Regions from separate parts of the Homo sapiens genome. Here region 1 is linked to region 2. Evidence: read pairs that join two places in POLR2A ChIA-PET (ENCODE). Cell type or tissue: PC-3. All regions are shown on one strand.

Region 1 (5,000 bases), 63 kb before region 2:
TAATGAGATGAACTTATATATCTAAAAGGCTTTGAGTGGAATATTAGTCCGAAAAGGCAGGTTCAGAACTTTGGAATGAACAGTTCTAGTTGTACGTTTGAGTAAAGCTATAACAACTAAAATTAAATGTAAAATGTTGGCAAGAGAGATAGGTATTGAGTTTGATAAAATATTTTCTTTCTGCATGCTTCAATTTTAGTGCAAGGTATTATAACAGTCACTTCATTTTTTAAGTGTAGGGGAACTAAAACAGCAACGCTGGGGAGACTAAACATGAACCCGTCTCAGAGTTCAACACATTAAAAAAATGGCTGTCCCTACTGCAGTGTAGGTGTCTGGCTGTGTAAATTAAAGCATGTGGATGCAGAAATTAATTAGAACAGTCAAAGATATAAATCAAACTTATTTGGTACACTGATGAAATGATCATTGTTTATGAGATTATCTTGTTATTTAATCTATTCTGTATAAACCTGGCTGGTTAGCCTTGTGAAGTAATAATACAATTAATGTGATGTGATGATGGTATACTTTTTCTCGGTACAGGCCTGATCCTGCAGATCTTTCTTGACTGGGACTTGTGTATATAGAAGACCATAAGAACTGGAAATTTTAATTAGCAAGAATGCCTCCACCTCTCAGTTGTATGTGTGTGTGTGTGTGTGTGTTTTTTTTTTTTTTAAATCTCAGAATGTTCCCTGGGAGTTTATTCTTTTTGAATCATTCATCTACTCACCCTAGAAGAATGAAGTGCTTTCAGATGTTATTTCCTCAAAACTGTGCAAAGTTTATTATAAGAGCTACCTGCTGTCTTCCAGCTATACTGTGCTATGCTACTGGGTCTCAAATAAAGAGAAAGTTTTACTTATAAATGAAACCATTAGGAATTTCTTGAATAAACAAAGGTTTTTCTCCCTTTGATATGCAGAGGAATTTTGTTTGTAATTATAGTCATATAAGTCTATGTCTAATACATGCAAGCATCATTCATTATCTTTTATATGAGAATGCACTCCTGTCACCTAAAGAGCAGAAAACAGATACACTAAGACAAAACAAAATAAAAAACCCCCCCAAAACTAAACAGGGATTCCAGCTCGTAGGAAAATTGTCAGCGTCATTATTTACTATTTGATTCAGGATTTTTGCTTCGTGTTGTTTACCCTGCTTTCTTTCCTTGTCTCTATTCCTTTGACTCCGTGAAGTTGGTTTCTTTATGTCCCCAAATGAGAACTTTGTTTTTGGAAAGTTAAAGATGTAGATTTTATTTACCTTGCTCTTAGATTGCTTCACTACTCCATGGTGTTCTCTTACTCTTTAGCAGAATTTGGCGACAGTGTCCAATAAAGTAACTAATAAATTGTAGGAAAAAAATGTCACATGTAATCTCTCTTGTAAAACCTTTTATGAATGGAGCCTGATGGCTGGAGTTTGTTGTTCCTACTTAATCTCATAAAGAGAATGGATTTAGAACAATGTTCTTTTAGGATTATGCATAGGGTGATTATGAGTGTGATACGATAAAATCGTAATTATGATTTCATTTTGTCCTGAACAGTTAGGATTTTTTGCTCTGGATTGGTCTATAGTTGATGTTAAACATTTTCTTTTTTTTTGAGATGGATCTTGCTCTGTCGCCCAGGCTGGAGTGCAGTGGCACGATCTCTGCTCACTGCAAACTCTGCCTCCCGGGTTCACGCCATTCTCCTGCCTCAGCCTCCTGAGTAGCTGGGGCTACAGGTGCCCGCCACCATGCCCAGCTAATTTTTTGTATTTTTAGTAGAGACGGGGTTTCACCGTGTTAGCCAGGACCGTCTGGATCTCCTGACCTCGTGATCCGCCCGCCTCGGCCTCCCAAAGTGCTGGGATTACAGGCATGAGCCACCGCGTCCGGCCAATGTTAAACATTTTCAATTTGACATGTCAGATATTTGGATGTATTATTTTAAAGATCTTTTGTCTCATCTTCATAGGAGTGCCCCAGATCTCCCTGTTTCACCTGTGATTATCTGTGATGCCATAGCAACACCCCTTGCTGTTAGCAGAGTATGTATTATTTCTGTGGTTTTGTGAATCAGTAACCACTAAAAGATTTGTGACCAATCACCCATGAATGATTTGTTCAGAGTTTGCTTAATGAGAGAAACTGTGGCATAAGACAACCTTACAATGTATGTACAGGTATATTTTCACTGTTACACTTGGCTCTGTTCTAGATTATGCAACTTGCATTTTCAGTCATTGTTGAGCTATGTAGATATATTTGGTGGAGTTTGGGTCTGTTTTCTGTAAGCCTTTCAGAACAGTACTTGTCAAACCAGTGTTAAAACCAGGATCTGCTGACTGGAGTTCAGGCATATGGTGAAACAAGATGCCTTCTGGGTTAAAGAGGTGACTAACGGTGGGCCAACTGCTCTCCTTTACTTGCCAACCAGAGCCTGCTTCTCAAATCTCATGGGAGGCAGGCTTCAATGAGCTGAGTAAACAGTATGAGCTGTATGTCCAGTTTCTATTTTGGAAGTGATGCATAGGACCAGAGCTGATGAGAAACTCTGGGATATAGTCTAATTTTCTGTCAAACAGAACCCCTCGTGGTAAAGGTAAAGGCTGATGTTGGGGTAAAGGCACTGTACAGAGATTGTCTCCTGAGTTTGGCTTTTCCATGGGCTGCCTGTTCTTTTGGATGTGAAAGGCTAGATGTGTTCTCCAGCCTTTCTGCACTTCCCTAGCTCTTTTCTTTTTACCACTTATCCTTTCCTTTTTCCTGTGAGTTATTTCATTGCTTCACCTTTTCGTTCATTTTGATGCAATCACATATTATTTTATCCATACATTTTAGGATGTCTTTTAGGAGGAGCCGATGTGATGTGGGCCCTTATGTAAACAGTTGAGAGAGTGACTTGCATGAAGGCATTTTGTTTAGGGAGGATCCTAGAGTAGAAATGAAGGACCAGGGAAAACCAACACAAAGATGAATTACTGAGATGATCAGTGCCACAACTGATGGGTTCTCATTCTCTCTGAGGCCTTCTGAGGAAATATTTAACCATTGGCTCTCATTTCCCTTGATCCGTATGGCCGTCTGAGCATGAACTTCCCACACTTTTTGGCTTGTGCATGTGCGTCTTCAGGTTGTCAGGAAGCATGACTCAGGTGGGGCAAGCTCAGGGGAAGGTGCTAATTAGCGATCAGTGGGGGAAGTTGGTTCATGCGGCTAGAATAAGAGACGTGACAGAGAGGATTTTTAAGTAGTCCAAGGAACCCATACATTGTTTTTGGTTTTGGTCTAAAAGCATAGAGAGCTCTGGAGTATTTGCTGTTCTGAATTTCTCTTTTCTTGCATTTATTGTAGTGTACTTCTCAGGTGAGTTCACGTATACCTTTACCATCACTTTGTTACTTGAAGGGATTGTTTGCATTTCCTTCAATAATTTTATCTTACCTCTTGGAACATTGGTCATTCACCATTAGGACCAGAATGATCTAGAATAGGTAACGCATTTCCCTTTTATTAACACAAGTCTACTGCTTTATCCACACTAAAGCATAAAACAGTTATATCCTATGTCCTTGATTTTGGAGTGGGAGAAAGTTGTCAGCTATTCAGCCACTCTTAATATTCTTCTTAAATTGGCTGGATACAGTGGCTCATGCTTGTAATCCCAGCACTTTGGGAGGCAGAGGTGGGAAGATGACTTGAGCCCAGAAGTTCAAGGGAACAGTGAACTATGATCGCGCCCTGAATTCCAGCCTGGGTGACAGAGTGAGACCTTGTCTCTAATATATTTTATTTATGTTTATATTCTATATGTATATTCTAAATAGAGGTATTTAGCAGAATTCTGCCACAGGGTAATTTGGCTCTTTCAGATGTTCAAAAGTAGACCCAAATCTTTACTGGCATTTTCCAATGGTCCTAGGAACCCGAATAGGTATAGTTAATGCTTCTATTAAACCATGACATATGATAGATCAGTGAAGATTTAGAGAAGAGTGTAAGGAAAAACTAAAAATAGTACCCAGTGGGATTGAAACATTATGCATGCTTTCAGTACTTATTTGATAGAAGAATCTGTTTCAGAAACCAACTTCTAACAAAAGCAGTTGAATTACACAATTATTATATGTTTTTAAATTGTAGTTACATATTTTTATTGGAGTCATGGTCCACAAATTATAAGGTTAACTATTATCATGTATCATGCAGAGGAGATGAAACCACATCAAAGTTTCCTACCGTCCACTCTAAGCTGCAGTTCAAGTTTCTAACACGTTTTTGCTTCTTATAAGTGGATGAGCTGATCTTCATTTCTTTTTCCGTGGTATCTGATTTCTTTCTGGTTGTTTCTGTTTAAAGAAATATGTACTGCTTATAGGAATGATAATTTAAGCAGTTAGAGAAGAAGTAGTTCTCTATTTGTGCAGGTAGATGGAAGGAACACCTTGCCAATGCATAACATAGTATCTCACATACTTTAATTCCCTCAATAAGTTATTGTATTTTAAAGGTAAAAGACCAGGACAGAGAAACAACAGAGGGCCTGATTCTACTAAGAATTTATAACTGTTATAAGATCCTCAACCAATTGGAAGTTGCTGTCTAGTGAGATGTGCATCTCATTTGCTATTTTGCTCCAATTCACAATAGCCAGTACTGTTTCAATAAAGGAAAAATTTAGTTTACTCTGCTAGAACTTTCTCTTGATCTGAGGGAGTTGGATAGTTGGATTATTTGAGGTTAACATACCTTAGCACCTTTAGGGCAAAATGTAACCTGGGGGTGTGATAGAATATTCCATCTAGAGGATAAGGAGTTTTAGATTATAAGGAAAATTACTCCCTTAGTGGGCTCTTCAGGAACAATTTTTTATCTTGTGGTTGGTCACTTTCAATATATGGCAGTTGCTTTCCATTATATTCTCAGGCTCCAATCAATACGTACAATATTATGCAACTTATAGTTACATTATAACCAAAATATGTCAAATGTGGTTTCTGAG
Region 2 (5,000 bases):
CTTCAACAAATGAACTGCTGTGTTCAGTCTGTTTCTATAATTTCATAAATTGTTTTCATGCTAAAACCAAGCAAGCTTTCACTGAGTTAATATAAAGAACCGCAGTGTAATTACAGGAGCTGTATTATTAAAAAGTATGACAGCAGTGGCAGCCTAAGTGACAGCTACTTTCTCCTTGCTTTATCATGACAAATTAAAAAACTCTTTTAAGTGCCAGGGAGCAACAGAATTTGCTATATACACGTCATCTTGAAAATGGGTATGCACTCATGACTAATTATTTTAAGTGTGTGTATGATGTTGTACCCCTGGAAAGACTCCATGTACCTAATGATCTTCTGAGTGTTGCGTTTCTTCAACTGTGAAGCAAGGAAAGGTGAAATACCATGTATGAGAATGAGAGTTAAGTTACCACAGGGTAGATGACATTTTAAAAGCAGATAGGAGTTTTTTAAGATCTACTTTGTATTTTCTTCACTGATTGCGTTTAAATTCTGTTGGGCCAACTGATCAGAGACTACCTATCTCTGTTTCAATTCATAGACCCTTATAACCCTGATAAATTATAGTAATTTAAATATTTTGTCAGTTTATCATTCCTTCAAACTTGTATCTGTAGTCTGCTTTCTTGTCATACATACATTGTTGGGAACCTCGGATTCCTTCTGGGGGTATTTAAGGAAAGATGTTACTCACTGGCCGTTCCTTTCAAGTTTTACTGAATTTAATTATAGTGGTGCATCTGGCAGGCATGAAAACCATTAGATGAGCAAAGGGGGCTCCCAAATGCCACTCTATGAGCATAATTTAAAATGCTTCGGATTCAGCAATCCTCCTTCAGTTGCGTTATTAGGTACATTGCCTTGTACTGTTATCCTTCTGGTTGTGGTTACATGGTGCGCCCAGTTTTTGCCACCCCTTTTCCCTTCCCTCATCACTGCATTGTGTGATATCTATATTATGTTGCTGGGCCTTTCCTTTAGAATTTGTGGAAATAATGGTATATTTATCCATAATATGGATGAGATACAAATGATTTGGTATTAAGGGACATAAGTGATTTGCCTTCTTAAGAGCTTGTGATTATCAGACAGAAGATGGCAGAGAAGAATAAGAGCAAAACAAAGCCAAACCTGTTTCTTCTATTGTCAATTCAGTCAAAATGGAGGATACTAAGAGACAGGAGTCCTGAGAGGAGGGGGTACCAAGGGAAAGGTAAGAAGGGCAGGTAAGGGATTCAAGACCTACTGGAGACAAGGGGGAAGAGCAACAGTTTTGTCAAAAAGAAAAAGATCAGTGATCTTTCTGGAAGTCCAGCAGAGAAGACCTTTCTTGAGATTAGTTTAAATTAAGAACTAGAATAGAAATATGTCCCATAGATAAATTCCATAAAGCACACTCCTGGGATTCTGCTGTCCAGGTACCTGAATAGTTTGTAGCCATCTTCTACATACCTTTATTACCTGTAACATAAGGAAGCATAGGAGATACAAGGATGAAGTTCGGTCTTCTCCTTAGCAGGCTGGACACAGTTTTAGCAGTTATTTCTATATGCTCATATTTAGCTTGTTTTCCAGCTGAGCTCCAATTTTTGTTGTCCTGGAGCAGCTCAAGCTTTCACCTTTGGGCCTGTAGATTCCTATCTCAGTTCACCTCCATGAAGCAAGACTAGGTTGGTGCGCCTTCTCTTCATATCATAACACCCTATGGTTTCCCCCCCTCTATTGGAAATTGCTTATTTACTTTCCTTGCAGCTCAAGCTTCTTGAGGATACTGTGGGTTTTATACTATGTATACAATCCCCAGCACAGAGTAGGCATTCACAAAATACTTGTTGTAGTAATGATTTCATGTCTGAGACTTTTGTTATAAAAGCTCTCTGAGCCTTTGAAAAGTGGCTCCGAAAGGTCCCCTGGGGTGCACTTTTCTCTAGGCAATCAGTGATCAGAGTTAGCCAAGCCTGCTGTATCCCCTTTCATTCAAACAGCCCATGTTGCGCATCTTTCACAAGGCTGTGTTCTAGGTGCTAAAGAAACACAGAAAAATCCCAAGATCCCTTCCTGTACAGGAGACTGAACTTAGGTTGGCAAGGTATGATGTTTAGGAACCTTAAGTACATAATAAAAACATTATAAAATATGGAAACCTAGAGCTTTGAAGAAATGTTGAGCATATTGAAACTTATGCATGTAATGGAAGAGGAAGTGGAGTTTGACTTTTGCCTATTTCAAGTTTGCATGCTTCTGCCGGGCTTTGGAAACAGTACCTCTATTTTTCAGATCTCACTGACTCCCTGTCAGGTTATCTTTTCATGACATCAACTTATCTATTAAGTAATTAGGGCATATTTTAACATGTAAAGTGTATGTCTGGGAGCCATATATTTTGGAAATGTACAGTGTGCACCTGTGGTCCCAGGTACTTGGGAGGCTGAGGCAGGAAGATCCCTTGAGCCCAGGAGTTCAAGGCTGCAGTGAGCTATGATCTTGCCACTGAGTCCAGCCTGAGTGACACAACAAGAGTCTATCTCTTTAAAACAAAATTTAAAAAATTGATTATTTTTAAATGCTTATTTTGTCTAAGAATTAATAATCATAATAAACTTTTTTTTTCTTTTAGTTTTAAGGAGCAGGGAGTTTAATAGACAAGAAAGAAGGGGGAAGAAAGAAAAAAGAAGCTCCCCTGTACAGAGACAGAGGGAGGGGGAAGAAACGTTTTTATTTACCATTTACTCTGTGTCTATCACTGTGCTTAGCTTTTTAAGCAAAATATTTCTAATGTGTACAAAATTGCTGTGTGAAAAGTAGTACCATTCAGTTGTTACAAGTGAGGAATTGGGGTCTCAGGGAAAATAAATAACTTAAAAATAGGAAGTAGGAAGTACCCCTAAGGAATCTTTTTCTGCTCATGGAAAGTAGAGGATAAGGGTAGATTTAGTTAATCACAAGCTTTCTACTCTTTTTGAGCCTGCCCTCCCCTGACGTAAATTTGATGTCTCAAATTTCTTGAAGGCTTTATTTAAACAGTGCTTTGTGGTCCCTTCTGGCAGTGTGACTGATGCTTGTACCATGGGGGTTTTTGGATACCTGGAACTCCATATTGGTCATAAGAGTAAATTGGGGATCCTGGGAACCCTGTCTTACTCTTTAAAAACTGTGTTCACACATTAATGTTTCAGGAGAGTCAAATTTATTTTGCCTGTTTTGTGTTTTTAAAAAAGAGATCAATTTTGTTAATCTATAAGTTAGGTCACTAGAGTTGGAACTACAGTATTAAGGGGCCTTCCATCTGGAAGTCTTAACTGCCTAGACAGGGTAGGAAAACATCACCTTAGATTTCAAAAAGACTTAAAATGAACCTCATCTGAAAATGAAAGCATCCGTGTAGCATATACAAATACATTAGCACACTATGCTATGTTCAAGTAGAGTTGTTAATTTCTCTGTGTATTATTTTAAACAAGATTGGTAAAGTAGGAAAACCAAAACTTTTTTTGCTTTGAAAATTTATTCTGTAAGAATATAATAAAATTGTTTACTTACCCTAAAGTGTAGCCGTTATCAAAACTCTTTCCTTTAGACGTGTTTAGTTTAACCACCTGCCTAAAGGACCACTGAGTTTGAATTGTTACAGCCAAGTTTACAAGTGTGGACTTGGTCCTGTGTTTCTTTTAAATGCCACTTCATAAGACCACCCCTTTTTTTCTACATTCCCTAATTATTTTCTCCGTCTCTCCTTGTTGTCTGTTTTTTTCTTTCTCTGAGGTTTTGCATTACTTTTATCAAAACGAATCCCCTTTTTAAAACTGGATACCACAGCGCACTGTGGCTCACGCACTTTGGGAGGCCAAGACAGAATGATTGCCTGAGCACAGGAGTTTGAGATCAGCCTGGGCAACATGGTGAGACTCTGTTTCTATAAATTTTTTTTTTTTTTAAAGTCAGCCAAGTGTGGTGGCACACTCCTGTGGTTCCAGCTACTTGGGAGGCTGAGACAGGAAGATCGCCCGAGCCCAGGAGGTTGAGGCTGCAGTGAGCTGTGGTCACACCACTGCACTCCAGCCTGGGTGACAGAGTGAGACCCTGCCTCAATAAATGTGTTAGTCCGTTTAGAAGCAAGTCACACATTATGTGGATGGCCGCAGGCCAAAGGAGCTTGTGCAGATAAATTCCTGTTTTTAAAAACCATCAGATCGCCGGCCAGGCGTGGTGGCTCACACCTCTAATCCCAGCACGTTGGGAGGCCCAGGTGAGTGGATCACCTGAAGTCAGGTGTTTGAGACCAGCCTGGCCAACGTGGCGAAACCTCGTCTCTGCTAAAAATACAAAAGTTAGCTGGGCATGGTGGCGGGAGCCTATAATCCCAGCTACTCGGGAGGCTGAGGCTGGAGAATTGCTTGAGGCTGGGGCTGGAGAATTGCTTGAACGTTGTGGGGTGGAGGTTGCAGTGAGCTGAGATTGCGCCACTTCACTCCAGCCTGGGTGAAAGAGTGAAACTCCGTCCCCCTACCCACAAAAAAAAAAAAGCTATCAGATCTTGTGAGACCCATTCACTGTCAAGAGAATAGCATGGGAAAGACCTGCCCTGATGATTCAGCCATCTCCCATGGGTCTGTCCCACAACATGTGGGAATTATGGGAGCTACAAGATGAGATTTGGTTGGGGACACAGAGCCAAACCATATAAATAAATTAATAAATAAAATTGAATGCCTATATATTTCTCCCCTCTAATCCATTCCTCAGAGTCTCTGACAGAGTGAACTTTTTTCTTTATTATTAACTTTTAAAGCTAATCCTTTAAAAAATATTTTTTCTATTCTCTCAAGTTTTTGTCTTTTATACATGTTTGAATTAAGTCATTGTTCTAAATATACATGTAAGCTGGTTTATAAATACTATAATTACTTCTCTTACTTAGGACTCAAATGTTGCTCATAATTGAAATTGTAAGCCCTTATTTTCTGTTCTAGCAGCAGGCACTCTAAATGGCTTGTTTAA

What was found. Peaks named below come from ENCODE experiments on the same cell type or tissue, not always from the same donor. Only the 100,000 strongest peaks of a DNase experiment are listed, where the experiment ranks them.
Region 1: POLR2A ChIA-PET joins it to region 2 with 5 read pairs; 6 of 35 experiments call an interaction of 5 or more read pairs at or near these places.

The regions. Positions count from the first base shown.
Region 1 is chr9:16,669,112-16,674,111 of GRCh38, reverse strand. The region is part of intron 3 of BNC2 (basonuclin zinc finger protein 2); the gene reads left to right. Among named protein-coding and RNA genes, the nearest start is that of BNC2-AS1, 55 kb to the left of the region's middle. In PC-3, no CTCF peak of the experiment used is centred here; a DNase peak (open chromatin) is centred at 2,361; H3K4me3 peaks cover 2,268 bases; H3K27ac peaks cover 3,292 bases.
Region 2 is chr9:16,606,055-16,611,054 of GRCh38, reverse strand. The region is part of intron 3 of BNC2 (basonuclin zinc finger protein 2); the gene reads left to right. Among named protein-coding and RNA genes, the nearest start is that of BNC2-AS1, 120 kb to the left of the region's middle. In PC-3, no CTCF peak of the experiment used is centred here; no DNase peak of the experiment used is centred here.